2 separate regions of the Homo sapiens genome follow, and region 1 is linked to region 2. Evidence: read pairs that join two places in POLR2A ChIA-PET (ENCODE). Cell type or tissue: Panc1. All regions are shown on one strand. Links, peaks and the distances in the headings refer to the core of each region. The heading gives the core; the rest is flanking DNA.

Evidence for each region. ChIA-PET counts read pairs that join two places held together with the same protein. Peaks named below come from ENCODE experiments on the same cell type or tissue, not always from the same donor. Only the 100,000 strongest peaks of a DNase experiment are listed, where the experiment ranks them.
Region 1: POLR2A ChIA-PET joins it to region 2 with 16 read pairs; 4 of 35 experiments call an interaction of 5 or more read pairs at or near these places.

The regions. Positions count from the first base shown.
Region 1 is chr4:73,846,707-73,862,860 of GRCh38, reverse strand. It overlaps PF4V1 (platelet factor 4 variant 1), which reads right to left and starts at 9,565. Exons shown (of 3, transcript NM_002620.4): 1 at 9,399-9,565; 2 at 8,952-9,078; 3 at 8,378-8,826. The coding sequence starts at 9,498. The coding sequence ends at 8,739. It also overlaps the pseudogene PPBPP1. In Panc1, for the core only: a CTCF peak has its summit at 9,471; no DNase peak of the experiment used is centred there; H3K4me3 peaks cover 1,165 bases; H3K27ac peaks cover 991 bases.
Region 2 is chr4:73,789,087-73,805,240 of GRCh38, reverse strand. No RefSeq gene overlaps it. Among named protein-coding and RNA genes, the nearest start is that of CXCL6, 40 kb to the left of the region's middle. RefSeq lists a silencer at 6,657-6,857. In Panc1, for the core only: no CTCF peak of the experiment used is centred there; no DNase peak of the experiment used is centred there.

The DNA.
Region 1 (16,154 bases), core at 5,082-13,081, 56 kb before region 2:
GCCTTTGGATACAAATCACATTGTGGGGAGCATTGATTTACATACTCCCATACTGGATTGTGTATTCTGTAAGGAAAGCCATCATATATCTCATTCCTGTTTGCATCCACCAGACTCTAAAATTCTCTCACACCAGTGGTTTTCCTAGGGACCCATCAAAAACTATGAATATCTGGTCCTGAAAGTTCACGGGAAGCTTTGTGCCAGGACTCTGGAAAAAGAAGATGTAAACATGAAGATAAGTTTTCAAACAGGGAGTTAGAAGGAGCTAGAAGAAAAAGTCTCTAAAATGAGTCTGGTTCATGCTAAGCACTCAACAAATGTTTGCTGACATAATGCATGAGTCAATGGTTTCAGGTCACTGTTTTAAAACTAAAATATCCTTAAGTCAGGATATGTGGAAGCTTCCCTTGATGGAGTGTGGAATTTCCTTAGTTTCTTTTGCCTATTTTGACTTTTCAGGACCAGAATAAAAGATGCCAGTGGACATTTAATGAAACCAGATATGACAGTTGGGTCAGAGCCACAGTTTGAATTCTATAGTAAGAGCTAGAAAAGGGGATCCCCTACCTGGGAAAGCCAGAGTAATGAGTCTGAACCAAAGTCCTTAGAAAGCTCTGATGCCCAGGTCTGCCAATACATTTAAAGAGACAGATGGGACCTGCATCCAAAGCCAGAGGGCTTGAGCTCTCCCAGGTGTGGAACAGAAGGGGAACAATGTTAGGAATAAGGCCAGGGAGGTCCTTGTCACAGATGGAGCTGGAATATCTGTGTTTGGTTTATAGGTCATTTGCCTTAGGGCTGATAGAACAATCCAGGTCATTACAGGTTCATGATCTAGGCAGTAAGTGAGTAGATAATAGCTATTCTTCCCACACATTTTAAAATTCATCTGCGTGTAAAAGGCACAGTGATAAGTTTAGTAGAAGAGGAAAAGTTGGATAAAATATGAATTCTAATGTAAAATTCTTTGTTTAGCCTGACTACTTTCTCTTGCAATGCTATATTATTTGTTTTTCTGTTCCTGGCATGATAATCTGATGTTATGATTAGTCTACAGATACTTAAAATCATTCAGGTAACACTGAGAATCATTTGATATATTAGCTTTGCCAGATTTTTTTTTGGAGGGGTGGTTATTGTTTTTATATTTTTTTTTTTTTTTTTTTTTTTGTTTGTTTGTTTGTTTGTTTTGAGACAGAGTTTCACTCTTGTTGCCCAGGCTGGAATGCAATGGCATGATCTCGGCTACTGCAACCTCCGCCTCCCAGGTTCAAGTGATTCTCCTACCTCAGCCTCCCGAGTAGCTAGGATTACAGGCATGTACCACCACACATGGCTAATTTTTTTATATTTTTAGGAGAGACGGGATTTCTCCATAGTGGTCAGGCTGTTCTCGAACTCCCAACCTCAGGTGATCCGCCCGCCGCAGCCTCCCAAAGTTCTGGGATTATAGGCGTGAGCCACCATGCCCGGCTGGTTATTGTTTTTTAAAAAGGTTTTTATAAATCTTTTTGCATCTCTGTTTTCTTTAAGATTGTTTTCTGACCTATCTGGAAGTGGTATTCACCAAGTAATGACATCATGAGCATATATTTAAAAAAAAAAAAAAAGAATTACAGGATTGCAAAGGATAAGGAAATGAAAAGTTTCTCTTGGAAATAATTATGCAAGAAATTTGTTTTGGAGAAGAAAACGTTATTATGACTTTGTCATTCCGAAAACAAAATTTAGGAAATTGAAGGATGAACATATAAACCACAAATGAAAATAGCATACATAGCATAAAAACGCAGATTTCAGCAAAGAAAAGTTTGAATCATCATGAGAACTTATGTTAACATCTTGTCCATAGTATTTTCCAACATTCATTATCCTTCAATTTTTTGGTAAGAAATATTTGTGTTTTCCTTTTTACCTTCTTGATCAGTCCATTTACTTAGGTAATCTTTGAAACAGATTTTCCTGAACAATACTGATTTCAAAGAGGTTGCTCTACTGGTGTGTGACTGAGCTAGTTCCTTGATTGACATTTCTAGTTAATTAAGTAAGTAGTTAATTAAGGACACTAAAGAAATACAAGATCTAATTAGATATGGTGGGTATTATAGTGAAAGAGGAGGAACAAGGGCTTGGTTGTGTGTAATTTACCATCTGTATGTTGTACATTGAAGCAAACATCTATAATAAAATAATGTTTAATATGTCTATATCATAGCATCTGTGTATGATGAGAGCACGTGAATAGACAGACGAGGGGAACTCTTAACAGAGTCCCTAATAGTTACGAATGCGACTCTAATTAAAACATCAAACAAATCACTGATGAGGCAGATAGTATGGGTGTGTTATAATGTCTATGAATAACTTGATGAGATCAGTGAGCCTAACAAGATCGAGAGCTGGGAAAACGGTGTCTTTCTTTAATTTTCAACTAACTTTCTGTTGGCTGAGTAGCTTATCCTTAGCACCCAACTGCACCATTACTTCACAGCACTAACTGCAGATTTATTCTTCTCCAAGTAGTTAATATTTGACACACATTTACTTAACACCTACTCTATCAGGCATTTTTCTGAAATCCAGAATGAAGAGATGGAATAGGCTTAATCCTTATTCTCTGATTTAAAGTAGGAAAATAGATAAAGGAATAATTACAGTGAAGCTTAATAGTTATTCTGATGGAGGCGTGTGTAAATTGCTTTATTGCTTATTTCCTAACATTCCCTATAGCTATCCCTAGAATTACTGAGAAAAGAAAACTGATTCTCCAACACAGCTGATAAGTAAGAGCTGGCTGTTCCAACTCTGTTTTGACTGCTCTGTTTCAAGTTGGATTGCCTCTCACCACAAATGCTGAATAGTGACATAATCCTCATGTTGTGCCTGCTTCAGTGAAGAAGTAAATACTTGGCAAATTTAAGTCTAAAGTTTATTTTTTCTTGTTTTCTTTCCTGGAAAAATAGCTAAGCCAGCCTCCTGTATAAATATACAGTTCACTAGATGTCCTGTATATTTTATAATCTTACAGATATGCTGGCTGACAAACATTGTGGTTTTGTTATTTAATTTTCTTTTAGTTGTTATCAGGAAAATACTACTTGTGTCTGTCATGCTAAATTTTTTCTTAACTAGCTGTCTGCACCCAAGCTTTGGGTTGTGGTTCTGAGCAAGGGAAGTACTGGCTTATTGGCTGTATTCTTAAAGAGTTGGTTGCTAGCTCAGGGATTGTGGCTTCTGCTGGAAATGTTATGTTCCCTGAGAGTAGAACTCCAAGAAGAGGAAAGGAAACATTTATTTACTAGGTTTCAATTCTGAGTAAGAACCCATACTGGATCCTATTGTAAGTGTGATTTAATCCTTTTCAGTACCCTGTGTGGTGGGCTTTATTGTCCTTGTTTTGGAATAAGGGAACTGAGGAGACCCAGGGTCACACAGAGTCAAAGCTGAGATACAACCCAAACTGTCTTTCTCAAAAGCCCACTGGGCTAATGCCAGCATCTACAGGAATAATAAGGAAAAAACCCATATGGGAAGAATTTTATATAACAGCTAGTTAAGTCCACTGAGTGTGAATATGCTGCTTTTATTTGAGCCCTCCTAGAAATCGATGTGTTTTCTGTTCTTAACCCAATTTACATTTGGGACCAAGCTAGGCAGTACACGGCTGAAGCAGATGGTCAGGAAATATAAATGGTAGCCCAAGCTGAAAAGGACCTAGAGTCTCAACAATCCCGACAACATCCTATTTGGTGTGACATCTTTACCACAGAAGCTGTTTTTCATGGGTTTCCTCGAGACTCCAACCCCAGGTGAGGGATGGTGACTGAGATTAAAGGAACACTATAGACCAGGAGATTTAACTTTTCAGCTAGGCCTTAGTATCCTGCCCCTAATGGCTCTTCAAGCATTTTATCTGGAGTGTGGAATCCAATATAGACCGTCACAACTTAACTCTTTAATCAAAGAACTGGAGGAGTGTTTTTAAACTACACATCATGGTACATCAGTAGGTTATGAAATCACTTTATAGTGGTGTGGCCAACATCTTTTAAAAAATGGAATGTGGTAGGATAGAGTAGAATAGAACACAAAATATGAGGACACACAGTACAAAGCAAATATAAGTATTGCATTATGAACTTGTTTTATGTTTGTGTGAGTGTGTATGTATCTGTATGTGTGGAAATATATACATACATTCATACACACATACATATACACACAATGAATATAAGAATCATAGGATCTACATATATGTATAAGTGAATGCTGGATCACATAGGTTAGCTATTCATTCTCTGGCCAAAGAAAACTAATTCTATTACCCTGGACTTGGTTTCCTATTTGTAAAATTGGGACAGGAATGCTCCCTAAGTGCTTGCAATGCACTTAAGTAATTACTAAGTGTTTTCTTTATGATTGTGTACAAATAATTGATATTGTATTGAAAATTAGCAGTTCAACTTATAACCATGTCAAATGATAATATGTCCAAAAAGAAAAAGAACATTGAGTGGCAAAATTACAAGTTTTAAAAAATAGTTTCTATTCTTTTGCCTCTGTTTTCTGTTACTTAGAGTGAAGATGCATTGTCTTTTACAATGAGAAAAATATGAATATGTATTTAAAAACAAAGAAGTCTTCAATATCCTATGCATTACAGAGGAACTTATTTTACCACAAAGGTCTTAGAAGGAAAAAAAGCAATAATAAAAATACAGAACAACTTGCAAGGTCAAAATGTCCTTTGATGGTTTTGTTTCATTGATAGACACCATGACTATGTGGTAAGTCCCTAATTTGTGGACATTTTATGCTGACTGCCTCCATCTAGAGGGGAGTTTAAGTGCACTGAATCTTTATTACTCCATGAATGTTGAAACAACAACAGGGAGTTGCTGTGTCGCTTGGGATTTTCCAAGGAGCAAAGCCCTCTCCCCATGCCCATGCAGATAAAGGCAGTAACTTAATACAGTTTGGATGTGCGTTCCCTCCAGATCTCATGTTGAAACGTGGCCCCCAGTGTTGGAAGTGGAGCCTAGTGGGAGGTGTTTGGGTCATGGGAGAAGATTTCTCATGCATGGCTTGGTGCCCTCCACACGGTAATGAATGAGTTCTCACTCTGTTACTTCACAAAACTGGCTATTTAAAGGAATCGGGCACTTCCTTCTCTCTTGCTCCCTTTCTCTCACTATGTGACACACTGTATTAGTCAGGGCTCTCTAGAGGGATAGAACTAATGGAATATGTGTGTGTGTGCATGTGTGTGTGTGTGTGTGTGTGTGTGTATTCCATATATATTCAACAATCCAGACAACATCCGATTTGGTGTGGCATCTTTACCACAGAAGCTGTTGTTCATGGTTTTCCTCGAGACTCCAACCCCAGGTCAGGGATGGAGACTGAGATTAAAGGAACATTGTAGTCCAGAAGATTTAACTTTCCAGCTGGGCTGGAAAAAATATATACATATATATACACAGGGGAGTTTATTAAGTATTAACTCACACGATCACAAGGTCCCACAATAGGCTGTCTGCAAGCTGAGGAGGAAGGAGAAGCAGTCCGAGCCCCCAAACTGAAGGACTTGGGGTCCAATATTTGAGGGCAGGAGGCATCCAGCATGGGAGGAAGATGTGGGCTGGGAGGCTAGGCCAGTTTCTCTTTTCACATTTTTTTTGCCTGCTTATATACTAGCCGCACTGGCAGCTGATTAGATTGTGCCCACCAAGATTAAGAGTGGGTCTACCTTTCCCAGCCCACTGATTCAAATGTTAATCTTCCTTGGCCACACCCTCACAGACATGTGAAGAATCAATACTTTGTATCCTTCAATCCAATCAAGTTGACACTCAGTATTAACCATCACAAATGCCTGCTCCCCCTTTGCCTTCCACCATGAGTAAAAGCTTCCTGAGGCCTCACCAGAAGCTGAGCAGACATTGGTGTCATGCTTGTACAGACTGCAGAACTGTGAGCCAAATAAGCTTCTTTTTTTTTAATTTAATAAATTACCTCAGGTATTCCATTATAGCAATGCAAAACAGATTAATACATGACTCAAAAGTGTTCTCAGGACAGTTAGACCAAAGTCATTCTGAAGCAAGAATGTATGAGGCACCAGCATTCCAGGATTGTTTGACTTGGCAAAATTTGTTTTGCTCTTTTGACCCTTTAAAAGTCACATCAACAAATTATTAAATAAAGCTAAGTATGCTGTTTGAGACAGGCAACAAAAAGGAAAGCAGCAAAAACAAAATCACACCACACACATCTGATTTCCAGTATTTTCTCCTTCAAAGTTCATTTGTTTTGAGCAATTTCATTGCTATTGCAATTTTTTTTGCTACCTATTACAAAAAAAAAAACAACCCTCTGTTAAATTCCTTACTCAGGCCAGGCGCAGTGGCTCATGCTTGTAATCCAAGCACTTTGGGAGGCTGAGGCCGGTGGATCACTTGAGGCCAGGAGTTTGAGACCAACCTGTCTCTACTAAAAATAGAAAAATTAGCTGGGCTTGGTGGCACTTGCCTATAATCCCAGCTACACAGGAGGCTGAGGCATGAGAATCACTTGAACCTGGGTGGCAGAGGTTGCTGGACAACAGAGTGAGACACTGTCTTACAAAAAAATAAAAAATAAAAAATTCTTACTCAACACTCCAGACTAACTGGAATGGTACATTAAGAGAAATATTGATACCGGTAATATAATACTATAATACAATTAATCGTTGTTAATTTTTAAGCTCAGACTGTATATAAGGAACTGTGCCAAATGTTTTGCATGCATCCTCTGTTTAGTCCTTAAGATAATCAATCCATAAAGTTAGACACTCATAATGTCCTCATTTCACACATATGAAAACTAAGGCACAGAGGGAAAGTGAGTGTAGCGCAGCCTGGGATGCCAGGTTAAGGACTTCGGATCTTGAATATTTTATTCAGGGAAATGAAATATTTGGGTTTTGGAAAGATAGTTTGGGTGGTAGTACATTAAGTTATACTGAAGATAAAAAACACTAAGTGGGCAAAAACTGGTTGGGAGACCCTTGTTCATTCTCTCTCCCCATAGATACTCCAACCCTGCAGTGCTATGAACTGTTGTACAAACATGCAAATGACTTAAAATGATCTTGTGTCTTTCTACTTGTTATTTATCTTGAGGCAGTTCCAGTCTTCCCATTGCCCGCCTGCCCCCCCCCGCCAACAAATTCCTACTCCACCTTCAACAGCTAGTTCATGGAATTCGCTAACATGCCACTTTCCTGTGTGAAAGACAGCACAATGTGAAAGCAAGAGCAGGAAGTAGGGAGTCAGAATGATCTGCTCAGCCTCTGAACAAGCTGCGTCCTTCCCAAGACTGTCACCTCATCTCTATAATAGGAATAATACTAATTTGCAATGTGGATGTGGAAATTTTAGATGATATTCACAAGTCTCTGTAAATTTTGTTTATTTTAATCAATTTGTCATCCTAGGTACCTCCCTCCCTTCCAGCCCACCACAGAGATTGAACTGTACCATCTGTATTTTATCATAGATCTTAATCCTATCTGTACACATTGTCACATTAGGTTAAAATTGCACTAGCTCATGAACAAGGGTCTGTAGCTTTCTCCTGCCTCAAGTAGGTCTTGCCTTCTGGTCCATGGTGGTAGGCTGAATAATGCCCCCCACCCCTGAGATCCTTGTGTTCTACTCTCTGGACACTATGAATGTGTTGCTTAACATGGCAAAAAAAAAAAAAAAATATATATATATATATATATATATATATATATATATATATATATATATATCTTTGCAGATGTATTAGAGAACTTGAGTTGGAAAGCGTTTCTGAATTATCCAAGTGAGCCCAATGTATTCACACGCCTCCTTATGAGAGGTAAGCCGGATATAAAAGGTAGAAGAGTCAGCAGAGACAGAGGAGAAGTAGAGGTTGGTGTGATGCAGGTTGAAGACTGGAGAAAGGGCTATGAGGCAAGGAATGCTGGTGAAAAAGGAGAGGAAGTAGATTCTCTTCTAGAGCCTTCAGAAGGAATACAGCTCTGAGGACAGCTTGAGTTTAACCTTTAAGACTTACTTTGGACTTGAGACCCCTAGAATTACAAGACGATAAATTTGTGTTGGTTAAGCCACTGAGTTTGTGGTAATTTCTTACAGAAGCAACAGGAAACTAATATGCCCACATTATAACACCTTCATTTCTCCCCAGTGTAGAGCAATGTCTTCCTAAAGGATGAATGAAAATATTACCTCACACTTCTCTTAGTTCCCAGAATCTTAATATCACCAATGTTAAGGAATTTGTGGGGATAAAAGCAGAGTGTTGCTTATTTACTTCATTGAAAAAAAAAAAAGCTGTCGAGTAATGCTTAAGAGCTACTAATATTTATTGGCAAGCTAATTGTAACATTCAAGGTAAATATGTAGCTATAAAGTACTGCAATCACATAAATGAACAAATATGTATCAGCTAACATATAACACTGAACAAAATCAGTCTTTATTAAACCAAGCCTTCCTTCATAATGCTTTTTGCTTAAAATTCTGGAAATTTTAAAATATGAAATTGTGATGTGTCAGCATTATTTTTGCAGTATTATTAAGAAATAGATTGACTATACCACAACTTGATTTATTTCGTTAATATAATATAAGAAGGATAATACAAACATCAGAAGATTCTTTCACAGTTAGATTGAAAGTGCACACTTAGGCAGCTAGTAGCTAACTCTCCAAATGTTCCTTAATGATTTTCTTGTACAGCAGGGCTTGCAGATCCAAGCAAATTTTCCTCCCATTCTTCAGCGTGGCTCTGGCAGGGAAAAGAGAAGAGACGTGACTTTCAGTCCTTGGGTTTGCAAATGGCATTAGAAGGGGGAGGGATGGGCAGAGGAGGCACGGAGCGGGAGCACTAACTGATGCAGTGCGAGGACTCACATGAGTTGGGCAGTGGGGCAGTGGGGTCCGGCCTTGATCACCTCCAGGCTGGTGATGTGCCTGGGACGGACCTGGGAGGTGGTCTTCACACACAGGCACTGCAGGTCCCCATCTTCTTCAGCTTCAGCTGAGGGGGAAAGGGAGGGAGTAAGAGAGGAGGAGGGGTGGGAGTTGTGACTCCCTGAGTAGCCAGAGATACTTTAGGGACCTTTTCCACTACCTTCAGCTTTCTTTTCCTTAGCCGTAAATCAGACCTCTCTCAGACAGAGGTTGTGCTGATCAGGTGGCGAGGTGCACGTGCAGTGCCTGGCACTGTACCCGCAGACTCAGCACGCGCGCAATAAGAGCAGCTGCGATCATGATCCTAGAGGATTCCTCCCCAGCCCCAGGGCTTCCCGGACTCCCCCTCGCCGCTGCTGGCCCTCCCAGCCTGGTTTCTGCTCTCACCTCTGGCGAAGGCGACCACAACTGGCAGGAGCAGCAACGCCAAGAACAGCATCTCCTGGCGGGTGGCGCGGGTGAGGCGGGACCTGGCTGCGGAGCTCATGTTGCAGCTGAGGTTCCAGCAGGATCCCAGTGCGCAGGGAAAGTCGGGCTGGGGTTCTGCAGGCAGTGACTCCTGGCCTCACCAGGCTTCTTTTATCCCCCGTCACTGTCCCACTGTCCTTCCAGTCCGGAAGCCTGGGGTGGACAGCGAGGAACTGTGGTGCAGGAGCTAAGACACTGCTATGAAGACTCAGACTCTGGCCAGCCAAGATTACAAAACAAAAGGCTGGGGGCAGCTGCCTTGGCTAGGAGGTGGTACAAAGATGCATACCTCCAACCTCAGTTTATATACACTTACATTTGTGGAGTTAGAAACACTACTTGCATCTTAGAAGAGAAATATTTTCTGTGTTGTATCATAGTAGAGTTCTCTGTAGTCACCAAGCAACTTACACAGCAGGTGGCTTCAGGACCCAGACAGTTCTTGTTTCCTTCTCAACTCAAGAACTGCCCATATGCTCCTAACTTCAGTCTTGATTACCATTGAGTTTGATGGCTGTGTGTTTGAAGAGTGTGCTATTTGCAATTGTTTTCTAATACTAATAAGTTTAATTTGGTCTCTAGGTGATGACTCTTCTGAATTTCACCTGAATGTGGAAAACTTCCCTAGTCTCTGGATGAGATTTACCAGGCTCCACCAACAATCACCCAGTATACTGTAGGATGCAAGATCTATTTCCCGTTACTCTTAGAAAAATTGCAGAAGTAATATTTGAATGCATTATTTTTATAAAAACTTAGCTCCTGGATGTTTCTTCATTGTTTCAATCCTGAATAATAGTCCAGAAGAGAGGACAAGGAGAGTTTGCCAGGCCATGTCTTCCAGAGCCTGCTGTGTCCTCAGTCACTGCCAGTGACAGGGTGAGATGGGCTGCACTGTTGGCAGGGAGCAGTGATGCTCTCTGTGGGAGGATTCAGGGCATCTGGGAGTTGGGTGTGAGAATGATGGGAGGTGACAGTGAAGGGGATGCAACAGAATCCCACACGGGAAAGGGGAAGAGATCCATATCGACCGTTTTCTCTTCTCTAAAAAAGAATGACTTTGGCTCTTGATCAGGGCAAGGTACACCCTCAACCCAAAGCCCAAGGTTCCCTGTCACTCTGACTAACAGTGGTGAAGGGTGTCAGGGACCCACTGGATGGAACTAGCTGATATTCTAATGCTCAGCAAACCTGCATTTTTGTAGGAATATGCAATTCTTTCTCCTACTCTCCCTACACCTGCCTATTCAGCTGGCTAAGACCTATTCATATTTCTGGTGTCAGCTTAAATATCACTTCCTCAGGTGTGCCTTCCCTGACAGCTATATATAATTGTGTTCCCTTGTTGTTCTATCTTGCAGAACTCTGTTCTTCGTATTTCTCACAGAATACACAAACATACACACACATATATTGTAGATATATATATATATATGTGTGTGTATGTGTATCTGTGTATTTAAAAGTGTTTAAAATTGTTTTGTTTCTTAAATGGAAAACACTGTGACATTAGATATCATAACGTTTATCACTATTTCAATGTACTGGTAGGGACTCAGTGCAAAGTAGCTACAGTAGTGAAGATAATGTGTTGAAAATGATGATGATGAGGCTTTGACGTGTTCCTATGTCTATTCAATTGGAGCAATTAGAGCATATAATTGGAACATACATCTATATTGACACGTGTCACATATGGTCAAAATTATTTGTCCACTTGTCTGCCTCTCCCACAAGATAGTGATCTCTTCAATAGCAATTCTCTGTGACTTATGTGCAGTCACCCACCACATAACAACGTTTTGGGCAGTAATAGACTGTATAAGTGATGATGATCCCATAAGACTATAGTGGAGCTAAAAAATTCCTATTGCCTTGTGATACCATAGCTGTTGTAAAATCATAGCAAGCCAATGTATTATTCATGTGTTTGTGGTAATGCTGGTGTAAACAAACTTACTGTGCTTCCAGTTGCATAAAAGTATATGACATACAAGTATGTACAGTACATAAAAATGGATAATTATAATAAACAACACTGTTTCTGGTTTGTGTATTTACTATATTATACTCTTTAATCATTATTTTAGAGTGAACTCCTTCTCCTGCTAATGGAAGAAGAGTTAACTATGAATCAGCCTCTGGAAGGCCCTTCAGAAAATATTCCAGAAAAAGACATTGTTATTTTAGAAGATGACCACTCCATATGTCTTATTGCCCATGAGATAAGAAATGAATGTGGAAGAAAGTGATTGATGATTCTGACCTTGTATAGGCAAATTTTTATGTTGGAGTCTTAGTTTTCAATAAAAAAATTTAAAAGGTGAAAAAATTAAAAATTAAAAAGCTTATAGAATGAGAATAGAAAAGAAAAAATATATTTATATAGCTGTACAGTGTGTTTGTATTCTATGTGAAGTATTATTATGAAAGTGAAAAAGTTTAGAAAATTAACACATTTATAAAATAAAAATGTTACAGTAAGCTAAGGTTAATTTATATTGAATAAAGAAAAATATTTTTTAGAAACTTAGTGTAGCCTAAGTGTACAGTGTTTATACAGCCTGCAGGATCGGACTGTAATGTCCTGGGCCTTCACATTCGCTGATCACTCACTCACTGACTCACCTAGAGCAACTTCCAGTCCTGCAAGCTCCATTCATGGCAAGTGCTCTCTACAGGTTTACCATTTTCTATTTGAGCATACTTCTACTGTACCTTTTCTATGTTTAAATATATTTAGGCACACAAATACTTATCATTGTGTTACATTTGCCTACAGTATTCAATACAGTAGCATACTGTACAGGTTTGTAGCTTAGGAGCAATAGGCCATAACATATGGCCTAGGTGTGTAGTAGGCTATACTAGGTTTTTGTAAGTACACTCTATGATGTTTACACAATGAAAACAATTGCCTAGTGATGCATTTCCCAGAGCTTATCCCCATCGTTAAGCAATGTTTGACTGTATTTTTAAACATCTGGTGTACAACTCAATGGCTGTGGCAGAACATATTGTAATTCATACATTTCCATGGAACTGAAACTGAAGTTAACAGCGGAGAGAATAAATAAAAGGGATGGTTTTACATTTCAATGGGCAACATAGTAGGTCTGTACAATCTTACCCGGAGATTTCAATATTGGCAGCATACAGGAATTCAGGCAGCAGCGAGTGGCAACTAAACTACCCTTTCTCTGCATCTAAATAGAATAACTCAATAACTTCACACAAAAATAAGAGATACCTGCATCTCATGAAGAATAAATGTAGTGCCAACACTGTGTTATGTCTCAGGAGCTGGCGTTGACAAGTTTCAGTGGTAAAACACTACAGATATGAGTGAGATGCTTGAGCTACTTTGAATAATTGAGAAAAAAAACTAAGGAGAAGAATTGCAATTTGCATTTACTGCTTTATTACGTGTTTATTTATGTATCGTTTTGGCTATTATTTAATATATACATTTATTTTATAGACAAAACACTTTAAGGTATTGAGCCTATGATGGTGAGGAGATAATAAGAGCATTCCTTAATAGCACAAAAGTTGTAAACTACATGCTTAGTACATGAGTACCTCCCCAAAGTCCACGTACAAGTTGGAATAGGTGAAATTATTTCTTCTCCTATAATCATTATAGTATACAGTATGTTATCTATGCAATAAATCCTATTTTGTGTGCCAATAATACTATGTTATATGTAATGTAATCTCCTCATTCGAGGAAGCAGAGTTAAGAAAAGTGGTGTGGTGCAGTATTAAGAGCAGAGTTTCAAATCCCCACTCTGTCACCTACTAAGTAATCTAATGTTGGGGCAAGATTTTAAATTTCTTTCAACTTTCTTTTTTTGTTGTTCCAGAAAATACCATAGTTTTCTTTATAGAATATCTGGATATGTTTTTGTTATATATTGTTACTCTGCTAGTGACAAATATGTTCACTTTAAAGTAAATAATCACAACTTACAAAACTGAACATTCAACAACTTTACTATTTTCAGCATTGGAAGGCTAAAATAAACATTAGAAAATCTTTCAGAGAATGTTGTAAACAAGACATCCTAGCACATTGGAAAGCTCTATTATATCCCTAAAGAGTTTAACAAAAATTTATTGACCAAATATTCTATGCTGGGCTCTGTGTGAGTTCTTATATCATTGACCATTATAAAATCTGTTAATTATCATGGGCATGTCTAGTCTAACAGTAAAACTGAGCAAGAAAAATCAACAAAAATATGTTTGGAAGGAGATTCTCAAATAAAGAGAGCAAAGCACTGTGCAATGGTTAGCCAGGAATTAGAGAGTAAACCATGTACTATGTTGAAACTAGGCTTGCTTATTTTCATCTTCTTTCTGTCATCTTTTAACTAGCCTTCTCAGAATAAAATGTGATTTTTGAGAGAGAATGGAAACATACCTGGATTTTAATACAGTAAGAGTAGGTATCTTGGATAAAATAAGAATTCAAAAAAGTCAAGGCTTTAAAATCCTGCCCTTCCTGGGAGGTAAACAGGTTTGGCAGAAAGTGAACAGATTAAGCACCTGACCCATCACCTTCCAACATTTTCTGGACTATCTTCTTGATTCTGGGAGCTTCTGGGTCCAGGTACATTTTCCTCCCATCTTTCAGCATGGCTCTGTAAGAGACAACAGAATTATCTGTTGAGAAACAGAAAACAATACAGATGGGGAAGGAGGTGAAGGTGTAGGGCTTTCCTGATGAAGCAATGACACAGAAGCAGGGACTTACATCACTTGGACTTTGTTGCAAGGGGCTCCTGACCTGACCACTTCCAAATGATGAGTGCTGGTGATCCATCCTAGGTTAGCCCTAATTCCTGGCTGACCATTGCACAATGCTTTGCCCTCTTTATTTGAGAATCTACTTCCAAATACATTTTAATTGATTTTTCTTGCTCTACTCTACTGTTAGACTAGACATGCCCATGATAATTAACAGCAAATAAATGTGGATGTTTGGGATGATGTTGCTGGGATGAATTCCAGAGGCTGACTTCACACACACGCAGCACAGTTCAATGTACAAGTCACTGTCTACACATTCAGGTGGAGTAGAAAATGTGATTTATTAGTGGCCATGACTATTTAGCTCAATTCCTTATTTGTAAATTGACAGTAATTGTACCTCTCTCATAAGGCCATTGTGAATATGATCTGTAAAGCTTTAGTAAAGTGCCCAGCAGAATGCTCAGCACATGTGAAGTGCCCCCTCTGTGTGCCCCCTCCAATTGGAGTTGTTAGTATAATGGCACTCTCCAGACCCAGGGGCACCAGCTAGTCTTTCTCCCAGACACAGGTATAGCAGAAGCAGCAACAGGTGCAGGCAGCAGGTCTCTACCTTTGCTTTTCCCTAAGTTTCTCTTGCTTTGCCCATTGGTGCAGGAAGGCAGAGCGGTCAGCAGCAGTGACAGAAGCAGCAACACCTGCAGGGCATGAAATGGTCTGGCACTGTTACAGGAAGGGGTGGCTTTGAGTCTGAGGCTCATGGTGGAGAAGACTGAGCTAGAGTTGTTTCCAGAGCCAGAAGACTTGCACATGAGGGTGAGCTGCTGCCTACAAGTCTGCAGACAAGTGGCTTCTCATGCTTTGAAGATGTCATTTATATCCTATCCCTCAAAGCCAGGAAGGAGGAAGAGATAGGGAAAGGGGAAGTGAGGGTATGTGGTGATCCACATATAAGCCTGTCAAGCTGTGCCCAACCCAGAGAAACACGAAACAGATCAAAATTCCTACTAAGTTGCATGTTACGCATCTCTTCACATTCCCACTCTCCCTTTCTCAGTAGCTATCTCTCTTACACATGTGTAAGAACTCTACTTAGGAAGGTAAGAACTACCCTGAAATACCACATGCATTTTCTTTGTATGAGTATGTAACAATATGCCCTGACTTTCCTAGAATGCAGTGTACAGGCTTGATGGACTTTAGGAGCACCCAAAAGCACAAACTTGTGGCCCTTGAAAGAGAGAGTTATCTTTCCTTTCTAGTAGCTATGGGAAGTAGATATTCTTTTCCTGGTTGTTGATAAGTATTTGGATTAGTTTGGAGTATGTGAGTAAAATAAGAGCCAACTACCGTAAAAGATTTACTTTTTATTTTAGCTTATGGGCTTCTTTCTGTCTTCCAAATGAATTGTCTTTTGTAATTTCACCCAGAATCTATAAACAAAACACATCCTCCTTTGTATTATAAAAGAAGTTACTTGTTTCTACCACCTGAGTATACTTTAAAAAACAAGACCCACCATATTGATTTTTTCCTTTCCTCTTAATCTAATAGAAAAATAGATGATATCATTTGTTGTAAACAATTCATACACTACAGATATATTTGAAATAAAACATTCAAGTTCCTTATCATTACTCCATATTACTGCTCTTCAGTGGTAACCATTGGTGACAATTTGGGATTAGTTTTCTATTCTATGTAGATTTATATGCACATATTTATGCATATACAGAGAGAAACATGTTTAATATGTAAAGATACATGTATACTATTCACAGAGGTATATGAAGGTCTTTTTTATATAAATGGGATCCCTTTATATAGATTATTATACAACTTACTTTTGTCTTTCAAAATATGGGTTCAACCGGGCCATTGCACTCCAGCCTGGGCAACAAGAGTGAAACCCCATCTCAA
Region 2 (16,154 bases), core at 3,829-11,828:
TCTGAAATAAGAATAGCAACCCCTGCTCTTTTTTGTTTTATTTTTGCTTGGTAGATCTTTCTCCATCCCTTTACTTTGAGCTGAAGCCTGTCCTTGCATGAGATGGGTTCCTTGAAGACAGCATACTATTGGGTCTTGCTTTTTTTTTTTTTTTCTGAGATGGAGTCTTGCTCTGTTGCCAAGCTGGAGTGCAGTGGCACGATCTCAGCTCATTGCAACCTCTGCCTCCAGGGTTCAAGCGATTCTCCCGCCCCAGCCTCCCAAGCAGCTGGGACTACAGGCGCACACCACCACACCCAGCTAATTCTTGTATTTTCAGTAGAGACGAGGTTTCACCATGTTGTCCAGGATGGTCTCAATCTGTTGACCTCATGATCTTCCCACCTTGGCCTCCCAAAGTGCTAGGATTACAGGTGTGAGCCACTGCACCCAGCCAGGTCTTGCTTTTTTATCCAACTCACTATTCTATGCCTTTTAAGTGGGACATTTAGCTAGTTTACATTAAGGTTAATAGTGACATATGTGAATTTTGTTTTTAGCTGGTTGTTATGTAGACTTGATTGTGTAGTTGCTTCACAGTATCAATGATCTATTTACTTAAGCATGTTTTTTCGGTGGCCATTAACATTCTTTCCTTTCCATGTTTAGCACTCCCTTAAGGACCTCTTGTAAGGTAGGTCCTGTGGTGATGAATTGCCTTAGCATTTGCTTATGTGAAAATAATTTTATTTCACCTTTACTTATAAAGTTTAGCTTGGCTGGATATGAAATTCTTAGTTGAAATTTTTTTTTTTTTTTTTTTTGAGGATGCTGAATGTATGCTCCCAATCTCTTCTGGCTTGTAAGTTTTATGTTGAAGGTCCACTCTTGGCCTAATGAGGTTCCCTTTGTAGATTATCTGCCCCTTCTCTCTAGTTGCCTTTAATATTTTTTCTTTCACATTGATCTTGGGGAATCTGATGACTATGCATCTTGAGGATGGTACTCTTTTATAGCATCTTGCAGAGGCTTTCAATTTTCTGAATTTGCATGTCAAACTTTCTAGTGAAGTTAGGAAAATGTTCATGGATTATAGTCTCAAACATATTTCCCAAGTTGCTTGTTCTCTCTCCCTCTCTTTCAGGGATACCAATGAGTCATAGGTTAGGTCTCTTTACATAATTCCATATTTCTCAGAGATTCTTTTTTAATTTTTAAATTATTTTTTCTTTATTTTTGTTTTACTGCATTAATTAAAATAACTTGTCTTTGAGCTCTGAGATTCTTTCCTTAGCTTGGTCTATTTTGCTGTTAGTACTTCCGATTGTGTTATGAAATTCTTGTAAAGAGCTTTTCACCTCTATCAGACAAGTTTGACTATTTCTTTAGGTGGCTATTTTGTCTTTCATCTCTTGAATTATTTTTCTGGATTTCTTAGATTCCTTGGAATAGGTTTCAACTTTTTCTTGAATCTCTATGATCTTTGTTGCCATCAGATTCTGAATTCTATGCCTGTCATTTCAGCTATTTCATTCAGGTTAAAAACCATTGCTGGGGAGCTAGTGCAGTCATTTGAAGGTAAGGAGACACTCTGTCTTTTATAGGTGCCAGAGTTCTTGAGCTGGTTCTTTCTCATCTGTATGTGCTGATTTTCATTTAACTATGGTATAATTTGAGTATAGTCAGTTGGCTTCATTTTTGGATTTTTTTAGGTGGCTGAGGCTTTGTGTAGGGTCTTTATTTGTGGCTGAATTGTTGTCCTTTCTTTAACATGGGGATATATTAGCAAAGTATTTTTGGTGTTGAAGTTTGGGCTGTGATCCAGTAGATGGTGCCTAAGTGTAATGACTGGGATAAGCTCTTACTTGGCCACGTCACTGTTATGTATTTTCTTATATTTGCAGCTATGCTCCCTCTCAGTACTCTGAGAGTGTGAGCTCCTCTTCCACTCAAGTGCTGGTCTCAGATCGTGGGTTGGCATTCCCAGGCTGCACACCACAACCCTGGGGTCAGCTCAAACTTTTTGTTCTATTCTCATCTTGGGGACGGGAGGAGCAGAGACCTTGGCAATAGCATTGGTAGATAGCCATTCACTTGTCTCTCAGGAATCCACCCAAGAGAAACACAATGCCACTGCCAATCAAAACGATCAGCCAGGGGTGTGGGAGCTGCATTGTGGGCCCAAGCCAGGGGGGGCCCTCTCTGGTTATAAGCAGGGGTTCTTACAGGGAAGACAGTTTGCCCTTTTCTCTGTAGGGTGGCTGTAGCATGTTGGAGGTGAAAGTGAAGCACTCAGACTCTTTGTTTTTTCCCCAGTGTTGTGGCAGCAAGGGTGGGTACTGCTGTAGCAGCAGTGGAAAAGGGGTTGTCAGTTGCTTCTGCAAGCTCCACCTCAACAGACATAAAGCTACTGCAAAGGGAAATGTTCAGTAGGGGGTAGGGCAGCTGCACTGCCATCCCAAGCCAGTGGCCTTGCCTAGTGAAGAGCAGAGGATCAGAGGCTCAAAGTGAAGAGAGGGCTCCACTCTGTATGGTGTTGCATCATGCTGGAGGTGCCAGCAAAGTAATCATGGTCTTTGTTCCTTAGACTAAGGACCACAAAGGTGGTACCATTGCAGCGGCAATGGCAGAGAGCCTGTGAATTGTCTCTGAGATCTTTACCCCAGAGAAACCAGAGCCACCACTGACTGACATAATCAGGTAACGGTAGGACAGCTATGCTGGGGGCCCAGGTCAGGAAGCCCTGCCTAGTGATGAGTATCAGGGGCAGAAACCTACATGGAAAACAGTCTGGCTGCTTTTCCATAAGGGAGCTGCAGTGTGCTGGAAGACCGCAATTGTTCTTGGGCTCCTCACTCTCTCCCCAGCCTGAAGGCAGTAAGGTTGGGGGCTGCAACAATGGTATAAGCTATAGGCCTGTGGGTTACCTCTGGAAGCTCTGTCCCAGAGAATTGCAGAGCTGCAACCAGCCCAAATGCTAAGGCAGGAGTGGGGTGGTTGCACAAGGGTCCCAGGCCAGTGGGCTTTTCCTCATGAGGTATAGTGGAGGCAAGGCCTGTAGTCTGCCCACTCCTTAGCACTATGGATGTAGCCCTTCCTCAAGGTATGTGAGAGATCCTGGCCTACCTTGTTGGTGGAGCTACATCAGCTGGTGCCAGGGTGCTCAGGGGTCTAAGGCCCTTGGGGCTTCATGTGGGCCTCTGTGGCAGCTCTGCCCAGACTCCATGCAGCTTTGCATATCTGGAGGCCGCGGGGATAGGGGGTCAGTGAGGATCTCCTGTGCCCAGTATTGTAAAGATCTCTGCCAAAAGTGAATCCCTGGGGCCTCTTGCTCACTCACCATTTCCCTATGGTTAGGAGCCTCCTTTGGCTTTGTGCCAATCCCAGGTGGGTGGCTGTCCTGTCTCATTCCTCTCTGAGCTCCATGGGTCATGTTGCTTCCTTGATGAATCCCAATATGTCCTACTGGGTGATCCAATTGAAGAGCTAATGTTTACTGGCTACTCTATTTAATCTCCCTCTTTTTTTCTTAGTCTAGCTAAAAATTTGTCAATTTTGTTTATCTTTCCAAAACTCAATTCTTAATTTTATTTATTTTCCTATTGTTTTTCTAGTCTCCAATATATTTATTTCTGCTCTAATTTTAATTCGTTTTATCTGCTTTTCTTCAGCTTAGTTTGTTTTCTTTTTATAATTTCTTGAGGTATAAATTTAGATTGTTCATTTTTTTTTCTCGAGATGGAGTTTCACTCTTGTAGCCCAGGCTGGAGTGCATTGGCATGATCTCGGCTCACTGCAACCTCCAGCTCCAGGTTTCAAGTGATCCTCCTGTCTCAGGCTCCTGAGTAGCTGGAATTACAAGCACCTGCCACCGTGCCCAGCTAATTTTTTTATTTATAGTAGAGATGGGTTTTCACCATGTTGACCAGGCTGGTCTCAAACTCCTGACCTCAGGTAATCCACCTGCCTCGGCCTCCCAGAGTGCTGGGATTATAGGGATGAGCCACTGCACCCAGCCTATTATTTAACTTTTTCCGTAATGCAGGTGTTTGTACTGTAAACTTCCTTTTTTTTTTTTTTTTTTTTTTGACCGTGTCTCTCTCTGGCACCCAGGCTGGAGTGCGATGGTGTGATCTCGGCTCACCACAACCTCCACCTCCCAGGTTCAAGCAATTCTCTTGCCTCAGCCTCCTAAGTAGCTGGGATTACAGACGCCTGCGACTGCACCCAGCTAATTTTTGTATTTTTAGTAGAGACGAGGTTTCACATGTTGGCCATGCTGGTCTCGAACTCCTGACCTCAGGTGATCCACCTGCCTTGGCCTCCCAAAGTGCTGAGATTACAGGTGTGAGCCACTACGCCCAGCCTAAACTTCCTTCTTATAACTGTTTTTGCTGCATATTGTAAGTTTCCATTTTCATTTACTTCAAAATATTTTTTAAGTAAATATTCTTTAAGTAAAATACTTAAAAATATTTTAAGTAAATAAATATTTTTAAGTATTTAAAATACAAAATATTTAAGTAAATATTTTGAAGTAAATATTCATTTACTTCAAAATATTTTCCCTTTTGATTCATTTTTTGACCCATTTGTTGCCCAGGGCTTTAATTTTTACATATTTGTTCATGCTTTCAATTTTTTATGTTATTGATTTCTAGTTTCATTCCATTGTGGTAGAAAAGATTTCAGTCTTCTCAAATTTTTTAAACTTATTTTTGTCTATTTTGTAATTCTTTGGTTTACTTGATGTCATACCAAAAGTCCTATAGGCTTTCTTCTTATTATTTATTTATTGTTCTTCTGATTGTAATTTAAAATGATCCGTTTTCCAGCAAATTGATTCTTTCTTCTGCTTTATCACATCCGCTGTTAAAACTCTGTATGATATTTTTCAGTTCAGTTATTGTATTCTTTAGCTCCTGAATTTCTGTTTGGTTCTACTTTAGTGTTTCTTTCTCTTTGTTGAGCTTCTAATGTTGTTCAAATATTGTTTTCCTGATTATGTTTAATTGTGCATCTGTGTTCTCTTGTAGATCACTGAACTTGCATAAGATTATTATTTTGAATTCTTTATTAGACAATTCATAGATCTTGATTTTTAACTTCAGTTACTTATGCTTTACCTCATTCCTATTGGTGTCATGTTTCCCTGATTATCTGTGATCATTATGGGCTTGTGTTTGTGGTTGCACATTTGAAGAAGTAGATACAGCTTCCAGCCTTTATACATTGGCTCCAAAAGAAACAGCTCTTCACCAATCACTCCCACCAGATATTCTAGATAGGCCAGTTGGTGGAGTTCACAGGCAGGCATTCTGCTGTAGTCTATTGGTTGGCTTGCTAGGGTTTGGGTCCATAAGAATGAACAACATCTTAGATTCATTCACATGGTCAATCTGGAATCTGAGCTATGAGAATTTGCCTGGTGCTGGGGCAAGTCTGAAGCTTAAGTCTTTAAGGGGAGTCTGGAGCTTGGGGCCATAGGTTGTTGGGATAGCACCAGAGTTCACTGGGATAGACCTGGTACTAGTGTCCAGGGTGAAGTAGGATACTTAGCCCACTCTCCTTCCCCACATAGAGGATGTTTCTCTTGGCTCTGTGCTGCGTAGGCTTAGGAGAGAGCGTCACAAGCAATATAAAACTGTCCTTTCCACCTTCTTCAATTAATTCTTTCTCATTTATGTCCAACACTCAGATGCTATAATCTCTTACCTGAAATTAAGAGCTCTTGTGAAGGATTTTTTCATGCATGGATGATTGTTTATATTAGTGTTTCTATGAGGAGATGAGGGCTCCACCATATTGCTGATGTCATTTTGTCAATTTATGCTTTTACTTTCCAACTGGTATATTTTTTGTCATTCTCATAGAAAAGCAGAGTAAAGTTTTAATTCTAATGTCTCAATTTTTTCTTACCACTACAAACAGGCTTTCTATTCTCAGCTCTAAAGTAGGATTATTTGACAATTACTCTTTTTCTTTACTACCACCTCCAAAATAATTAATTTTTATTCTACTGTATCTGTACCTCTCTCTGTCTTTCTATGATGGTATATTATCCAACTGCCTTGTTTTCCCCTGAACTTTGGTATCATTTGTGGGTTACCTCATTTACTTGGTGGTTGTGCATTCTTCACCAAAGGGCCATATTTAGTTTATATTTTATTTGTCTTATGCCTCATTTTATTATAAGCTCCTTTTGAAAAAGAACAATAGATCATCTCTGTAGTCTAAGTAACTTGTACCCTGAAGTTTTAATTGCAGTTGCCCAGTGTATCATTGTTGAATTTGAGTTAAAAAGCAACCAAGGTTATATATCTTATAAAAGACTTGTATCCAAAATATACAAGAACTCTTAAAACTTACTAGTAAAAAATTAATAAGAAGTGGGCTAAAAATCTGAATAGACACTCTAGGAAATATGCAAATGGAGAATAAGCATATGAAAAGATGCTTAACATAATTTTTCATTAAGTAATTAAAAATTAAAACAATAATGCTATATCACTACCTATCTATTAGGATTATCATTTTTTGGACCTCTGGCTAAATGGCAAAAATCCAAAACATTGACAATCCCCAATGCTGATGAGAATATGGAATAATAAGAACTCTTGGCTGGGCGTGGTGGCTCACCCCTGTAATCCCAGCATTTTGGGAGGCCGAGGCAGGTGGATCACGAGGTCAGGAGATCGAGACCATCCTGGCTAACATGGTGAAACCCTGTCTCTACTAAAAAATACAAAAAAAAATTTAGCCAGGCATGGTGGCGGGCGCCTGTAGTCCCAGCTACTCGGGAGGCTGAGGCAGGAGAATGACATGAACCCAGGAGGTGGAGCTTGCAGTGAGCCGAGATCACGCCGCTGCACTCCAGCCTGGGCAACAGAGAGAGACTTCATCTCACAAAAAAAAAAAAAAAAAAAAAAAAAAAAAAAGAACAAAGAACTCTCATTCATTGGGGTTGGGAATCAAAAATGGTACAGGCACTCAAGCAGTTTCTTAGAAAGTTAAACATAGTCTTATCATACTACCCAGCAATCATGTTGTGAGGTATTTACCAAACTGATTTGAAAACTACAGAAAAACCTGAACAAGGATGTTTATAATACTTTATTCTTAAATGCAAAAATGGAAGCAAAACATGATGTCTCTCAATAGGTGAATAGATAAACCAGCTGGTTTATTCATAAAATGAATTAGTATTCAGCAATAAAAAGAAATGAACAATTGAGGCATAAAATGACATAGATGGATTTTAAATGCATATTGCTAAGTGAAAGAAACCAGTCTGAAAAGGCTACATACTGTATTATTTCAATTATGTGATTAGTGGTTGCTAAGACTTTTGTGGGAGGTTTGAATAGGTGAAACACAAGGAATCTTTCAGGGTAATAAAACTATCCTATATGATATTGTATTGGTATATGCAGGACACTATGCATTTGTAAAAACTAACTCGTGGAATTTTATAGTGTAAAGGCAGAAGAAACAGTACATAAGATTGTTTTCTGGTCGGTAATGTTGATTACCATGGAGGTACAGGATAACAAATCTAAAACCACTATATATAGAATTGAACAATTAAGTAAAAAGGTAGCTGATAGTGGGAGCTAGGTTTCTCACTGTTCAAGTGAGTGGTTACATACAGAATAATTTATAGATATATGTACAAACTTTGGTTAGTATTCACACATATATTTCCTTGCATTGCCAGCTGAATATATCTAAAAGCAACAGTGCCCCAGTAGTAATGAATATATTTACTATCCAGAACTTGTTTTCTAATACCACTCCCCAGTAATAGGAACCAGGGATCCTTGAGAAAATGGTTGATTCTCAAACTATAGCATAAAACATACTACATAAGCCAGAAGTACCTTGTAGTTCCAGGAACCATGAGCCACAGCACTGGGTGGGTGTTCAAGGTTAACGTCAATTGTAATAAATCATATTGACATGATAAAGATGACATAATATCTTTGATGTGATGTAACGAGTATATGACTTCTTATCTCTATGGGTTTCTTCTCCAAACCCAAAAATTCTAGCCTAATTATGAGAAAAATATCAGATAAATCTTTTTTTTAACTTTAGGGAGAAAATTTTGTATTTTTAAAACTTGCATAAAAGTTATGCAAGTTTTGCCAGGAGCGGTGGCTCACGCCTATAATCCCAGCACTTTGGGAGGCAGAGGCGGGCGGATCACGAGGTCAGGAGATCGAGACCATCCTGGCTAACACAGTGAAACCCCGTTTCTACTAAAAATACAAAAAATTAGCTGGGCCTGGTGACGGGCGCCTGTAGTCCCAGCTACTCTGGAGGCTGAGGTAGGAGAATGGCCTGAACCCAGGAGGCGGAGCTTGCAGTGAGCGAAGATCGCGCCACTGCACTCCAGCCTGGGCGACAGAGCAAGACTCCGTCTCAAAAAAAAAAAAAAAAAAAAAAAAAGTTATGCAAGTTTTTTGAATTATACTTTAAGTTCTCAGATACATGTGCAGAACGTGCAGGTTTGTTACACAAGTATATACGTGCCATGGTGGTTTGCTGCACCCATCAACCCGTCATACACATTAGGTATTTTTCCTAATGCTAGCCCTCCCCTAGCTCCCCAACCCCTCGCAGGCCCTCGTGTGTGATGTTCTCCTCCCTGTGTCCATTTGTTCTCGTTGTTCAACTCCCCCTTATGAGTGAGAGCATGCGGTGTTTGGTATTCTGTTCCTGTGTTAGTTTGCTGACAATTATGGTTTCCAGCTTCGTCTATGTCCCTGCAAAGGACATGAACTCATCCTTTATATGGCTAAATAGTATTCCATGGTGTATATGTGCCACATTTTCTCTATCCAGTCTATAATTGATGGGCATTTTTGTTGGTTCCAAGTCTTTGCTATTGTGAATAGTGTTTCAATAAACATATGGGTGCGTGTGTATTTATAGTAGAACGATTTATAATTCTTTGGTTATATACCCAGCAATGGAATTGCTGGGTCAAATGGTATTTCTGGTTCTAGACCTTGAGGAATCACCACACTGTCTTCTGCAATGGTTGAACTAATTTACACTTCCACCAACATTGTAAAAGCAATCCTATTTCTCCACATCCTATCCAGCACTCGTTGTTTCCTGACTTTTTAATAATCACCATTCTAACTGGCATGAGTTGGTATCTCATTGTGGTTTTAATTTGTATTTCTCTAATGACCACTGATAATGAGCTTTTTTTTTCATATGTTTGTTGGCTGCATAAATGTCTTCTTTTGAGACGTGTCTGTTCATATCCTTCACTCACTTTTTGATGGGCTGTTTGTTTTTTTCTTGTAAGTTTGTTTAAGTTTTTGTAGCTTCTAGATATTAGCCCTTTATCAGATAGATAAATTGCAAAATTTTTCTCCCATACTGTAGGTTGCCCATTCACTCTGATGATAGTTTTTTTTGCTGTGCAGAAGCTCTTTAGTTTAATTAGATCCCATTTGTCAATTTTGGCTTTTGTTGCCATTGCTTTTGTTGTTTTAGTCATGAAGTTTTTGCCCACGCCTATGTCCTGAATGGTATTGCCTAGGTTTTCTTCAAGGGTTTTTATAGTTTTAGGTCTTGCATTTAAGTCTTTAATCCATCTTGAATTAATTTTTGTATAAGGTGTAAGGAAGGGGTCCAGTTTCAGTTTTCTGCCTATGGCTAGCCTGTTGTCCCAACACCATTTATTAAATAGGGAATCCTTTCCCCATTTCTTGTTTTTGTCAGGTTTGTCAAAGATCAGATGGTTGTAGATGTGTGGCATTATTTCTGAGGCCTCTGTTCTGTTCTATTGGTCTATATATATGTTTTGGTACCAGTACCATGCTGTTTTGGTTACTGTAGCCTTGTAATATAGTTTGAAGTCAGGTAATGTGACGCCTCCAGCTTTGTTCTTTTTGCTTAGGATTGTCATGGCTATACCGGTGCATTTTTGGTTCCATATGAAATTTAAAGTAGTTTTTTTTTTCTAATTCTGTACAGAAAGTCAATGGCAGCTTGATGGGGATAGCACTGAATCTATAAATTACTTTGGGCAATATGGCCATTTTCATGAGATTGATTCTTCCCATCCATGAGCATGGAATGTTTTTCCATTTTTTTGTCTTCTCTCTTATTTCCTTGAGCAGTGGTTTGTAATTCTTTTTGAAGAGGTCTTTTACAACCCTTGTAAGTTGTATACTTAGATATTTTATTCTCTTTTTAGCAATTGTGAATGGGCCTTCACTCATGATTTTGTTCTCTATTATTGGTGTGTAGGAATGCCTGTGATTTTTGCACATTGATTTTGTATCCTGATACTTTGCTGAAGTTGCTTATCAGATTAAGGAGATTTTGGGCAGAGACGATGGGGTTTTCTAAATGTACAAGCATGTCATCTGCAAACAGAGACAATTTGACTTCCTCTCTTCCTATTTGAATACCATTTATTTCTTTCTCTTGCCTGATTGCCCTGGCCAGAACTTCCAATACTATGTTGAATAGGAATGGTAAGAGAGGGCATCCTTGTCTTGTGTGGTTTTCAAAGGGAATGCTTACAGGTTTTGCCCATTAAGAATTATATTAGCTGTGGGTTTGTCATCTATAGCTCGTATTATTTTGAGATATGTTCCATCAATACCTAGTTTATTGAGAGATTTTAGCATGTAGTGGTGTAGAATTTTATCTAAGGCCTTTTCTGCATCTATTGAGATAATCATGTGGTTTTTGTCATTGGTTCTGTTTATGTGATGGATTATGTTTATTGATTTGAGTATGTTGAACCAGCCTTGCATCCCAGGAATGAAGCTGACTTGATCATGGTGGATAAGTTTTTTAATGTGCTGCTGGATTCACTTTGCCAGGATTTTATTGAGGATTTTTGCATCAATGTTCATCAAGAATGTTGGCCTGAAATTTTCTTTTCTTGTTGTCATTGTGTCGCTGCCAAGTTTTGGTATCGGGATGATCCTGGCCTCATAAGATGAGTTAGGGAGGAGTCCTTCAATTTCTATTGTTTGGATGTTTCAGAAGGAATGGTACCAGCTCCTCTTTGTACTTTTGGAAGAATTCAGCTGTGAATCTTTCTGGTTCTGGGCTTTTTTTGGTTGGTAGGCTATTAATTACTGCCTCAATTTCAGAACTTGTTATTGGTCTATTCAGGGATTTGACTTCTTCCTGGTTTAGTCTTCGGAGGGTGTAATTGTCCAGGAATTTATCCATTTCTTCTAGATTTTCTAGTCTATTTGCATAGAGGTGTTTATAGTAAGCTCTGATGGTAGTTTGTATTTCTGTGGAATCAGTGGTGATATCCCCTTTATCATTTTTTATTGTCTGTTTGATTCTTCTCTATTTTCTTCTTTATTAGTCTGGATAGCAATCTATCTATTTTTTTAATCTTTTCAAAAAACCAGCTCTTGGATTCGTTGATTTTTTGAAGGGTTTTTTGTGTCTCTATCTCCTTCAGTTCTGCTCTGATCTTAGTTATTTCTTGTCTTCTGCTAGCTTTTGAATTTGTTTGCTCTTGCTTCATTAGTTCTTTTGTGATATTAGGGTGTCAATTTTAGATCTTTTCTGCTTTCTCTTGTGGGCATTTAGTGCTATAAATTTCCATCTTAACACTACTTTAGCTGTATCCCAGAGAGTCTGGTACATTGTGTCTTTGTTCTAATTGGTTTCAAATAACTTCTTTATTTCTGCCTTAATTTCGTTATTTACCCAATAGTCACTCAGGAGCAGGTTGTTTAGTTTCCATGTAGTTGAGTGAGTTTCTTAATCCTGAGTTCTAATTTGATTGCACTGTGGTCTGAGAGACTGTTGTTTGTTATGATTTTCATTTTTTTGCATTTGCTGAGGAGTGTTTTGCTTCCAATCATGTGGTCAATTTTAGAATCAGTGCGATGTGGCACTGAGAAGAATGTATATTCTGTTGATTTGGGGTGGAGAGTTCTGTAGATGTCTATTAGGTCTGCTTGGTCCAGAGCTGAGTTCAAGTCCTGAATATCCTTGTTAACTTTCTGTCTTGCTGGTCTGTCTAATACTGACAATGGGGTATTAAAATCTCCCACTATTATGGTGTGGAAGTCTAAGTCTTTTTGTAGATCTCAACATTCTTAAAGAAAATTATTTTCAACCCAGAATTTCATATCCAGCCAAACTAAGCTTCATAAGTGAAGGAGAAATAAAATCCTTTACAGACAAGCAAATGCTGAGAGATTTCATCACCACCAAGCCTGCCTTAGAAGAGCTCCTAAAAGAAGCACTAAATATGGAAAGGGAAAACCGGTACCAGCCACTGCAAAAACATACCAAATTGTAAAGACATTCAACATTATGAAGAAACTGCATCAACTAAGGGGCAAAATAATCAGCTAGCATCATAAGGAGAGGATCAAATTCATACATAACAATATTCACCTTAAATTTAAATGGGTTAAATGCCCCAATTAAGAGACACAGACTGGCAAATTGGTTAAAGAATCAAGACCCATTGGTGTGCTGTGTTCAGGAGACCCATCTCATGTGCAAAGACACACACAGGCTTAAAATAAAGGGATGGAGGAATATTTACCAAGCAAATGGAAAGCAAAAAAAAAAAAAAAAAAAAAAGCAGGGGTTGCAATCCCAGTCTCTGATAAAACAGACTTTAAACCAACAAAGATCAAAAAAGACAAAGAAGGGCATTACATAATGGTAAAGGGATCAATGCAACAAGAAAAGCTAACTATCCTAAATGTATATGCACCCAATACAGGAGCACTCAGATTCATAAAGCAATTTCTCAGATAAATCTTAATTGAGATACATGCTACAAAATGCATGACCAGTACATTGATTTAGGGACTTCAGTTAGTCATAGTTATCAATATTGTCCTATTAATTGTGACAAAATACACCCTGCCAATGTAAAATATTCTTTTAATAGGGGAAAATCAGAGGTAGGTATATGAAAATACCCTGTACCATCTTCACAATTTTCTGTAAACCTAAAACTGTTTTAAAATTAAGCTTATAACATATTTCAAAAGGAAGAGAACTTTAAAAACCTAGTATTCTTAAAGAGATTAAGGAAGATATTTTATAATAAAAAAAGGAATGCTGTGAGGAAGGATCAATTAGGGGACAAAAATAAGTTCTTAGGAATTTTAAATATGGTAAGTGAAGTAGTGAATTTTATACAAAGTTTGAAACATAAAACAAATATCTAAGAAAGTAGAAATAAGTATAACAGATGGATAATATAAGAAAAATGAAAATAAACATGGAAAATGACACCAATTACTAATATGTTATAGAAAAAAGAATAGAGAAAAATAGAAAGCAAGACATTCTCAAAGAAATAATAGAGAATTTTCCTGATTTGAAGGTTGAATTTTCAATCTGAAGCAGTTCTGCAAGTGTTCTGTAAAATCACACACACACACCCCCACACAGCTGAGTACATCATTAGAAAATTTAGAAAGTCTAGTTAAAAGTTTCCTTTTGGAAAAACCAAATCACTATGAAGAATAATCATCAGACTGGGATCATCTTTGTCATCAGCAACACTTAAAAGGCAGAGGAAGCTCTGAAGTAATATAATTTTCAACCTAGAATTCTATATCCAGAAAAACTACCAATCATGTGTTAGGGTAGAAGAAAAAACCACTTTCAGATATGTGAAAGCTCAGAAAATTCTCCTTTACAATCTTCCTTAGGAAGTTCTCTGAAGATATGTGTCAACAAAACAAGTAAATAAGCCTATAATGAGGGAAGACACATGTTCCAGCAAATAAAAAGTTCAACCAGGGAATAAAATAGACAGAGAAAAACCTGAGTTGAGGGGTCCTGGATCACTGGTCTTTGGGAAAATATAATAGTTAAATTAAAAAAAGAAGGATAAAATAGTTTTAATTGGAAAATTAAATCAAAACTCTAAGTAAGCCAAAACCTGTAAAAGAAGAAATATTATGATCATATAATACTTCTGTCTTCAGTAAACAGTATTTTCATAGGTTAGGTAAATGCGGTTAATTATTTACAAATATTTCATATCAACAAGTCCAGATGACTTAATTATGATTATAGAACAGAAGTGGTAGACAAGTATAAGGGGACTGGATTATCAGTCATTATAGAGAAATTCCGCAGGGGTTAATTTCATATGTATAAGTAATTTTTTAAAAACTTGGTTCAAACACAATATTTAGAGACATGGCATTCTCTACCAGAACAAAATAGCTAAAACATTTAAAAATACTTGTTATTGAGGGACTGAGTGTGGAAAGAAGTGATACGCTTTTATTATAAGATCTTCTTTAGTCTCAGTTTTTTAAATAATGTGTTTTCATGACATTAATAACATTTTAACATATTTTGATTAAAAATAAATTATATGTCAAGTTCAATTTAAGTATTTACAGATATTCCCTTTTTGCTTTCCCTAAGAATGCTATTATCTGTTTCTAAGTATTGAAGTGGTTTAAGTGTCAGCTATAAAGGAGACCACTAATTTTATACTTAACTGTTTAAAGAAATGCAGGAATCACTAAAAATCTGTGAAAGAAGTTTATTGCCAGATTTTTTAAAATCAATCAATTAATTGTATTGATACATAATAGCTGTACATATTTTTGCTGTACATGTGATAATTTGATATATTCATTTAATCAACTCAGTAATTAGAATATCCATCACTTTAAACATTTATTTTTCTTTGCAATAGGAATATTTGAATTATTCTCTTCTAGCTATTTTGAAATGTACAATCAATTAATGTTAATCATGATCATTCTACTGGTCTAAGAAACACTGGGTCTTATGTCTCCTATAAACAAGCATTCAAATAAATACAGTTCCTGAACTATTAAAACTTTGACTTCTGCACAACCACGTTCATAGCAGCATCATTCATAATAGTCAAAAGGTGGAAGCAACACAAATGTCCATGAATAGATGAATAAATAAACAAAATGTAATATATACATACAATGAAATATTATTTAACCATAAAATGCAAGGAAATTCACATGTATGCTACAACATGGATAAACCTTGAGGACCTTATGCCAAATGAAATAAGTCAGTCATAAAAAGATAAATATTGTATGATCCCCCTCATATTAGGTACCTAAATTAGTCAAAATTTTAGAAACAAAAGGTAAAATGGTTGTTGCCAAAGGCTGGAAGAATGGAGAGTTATTGTTTAATGGGCGCAAAGTTTTACTTTGGAAAGATAAAAATGTTCTGAGTGTGAGTGACGGTGATGGTTATAATAATACAACAATGTGAATGTACTTAATGGTGCTGAACTATATATGTGAAAATTGTTAGATTGGTAAATTTTATTTTATACATATTTTACCACAATAAGAAAAATTTTAAACTTTGAGTTCTAAAAAAGAAGTGAAATCCATTCATAGGTATTTAAAGAATATTACTTTAAATATCATGTAGTTTTTGCCTTAAATAAAATTTAGCATGTAAAGAACCTAGTATACTGCTTGGCACATAATAGGAGCTTCATAAATGACAGTTCTATGATTTGGCTACCTATTGTTGGAAGTTTTTAACATGACTATGTTGTTGCTGTATGTGTGGCTATGTGGAGGTTAATTGCTGTCTGGGGTGGGCCCATATAAAGCTACAATCTCTGTTGGTACCCATTGTCTCCACTCATTTCCCAAACTGAGTGAGAGATAACTTTGCGAGCTACAGACTGGGAAACTGTGTCTCTGCTTTTAACTATATGAAGCTGAAGTGCTTCAGAAGGAACTCCCAGATGTCAGGTGACAGGTGATACTCTTTGCCTAGAGGTGAACGTATTTTAGGAAATACAAGATTCAAGCAAAGAGAAAGTTTTCTAAGACTGCAAACTAAGCTGTTACTGTAACACTATTTCTTGGGTATGTCTATTCACTTCTTTTTATTAGATAATTTTTTTAAATATCGCATGATGTTTCAATTACATTAAGAAGCACCTGAGGTAGGGGATTTTCCATGCACTTTTTATCTTCCCAAAGTAAAACTCTGTGCCCATTAAACAATAGCTCTCTATTCTTCCAGCCTTTGGCAACAACCACTTTACCTTTTGTTGCTAAAAATTTCACTAACTAGGTACTTAATATGAAGAAGATCATACAATATTTGTCCTTTTGTGACTGACTTATTTCATTTAGCATTAGATCCTCAAGGATCATCCATGT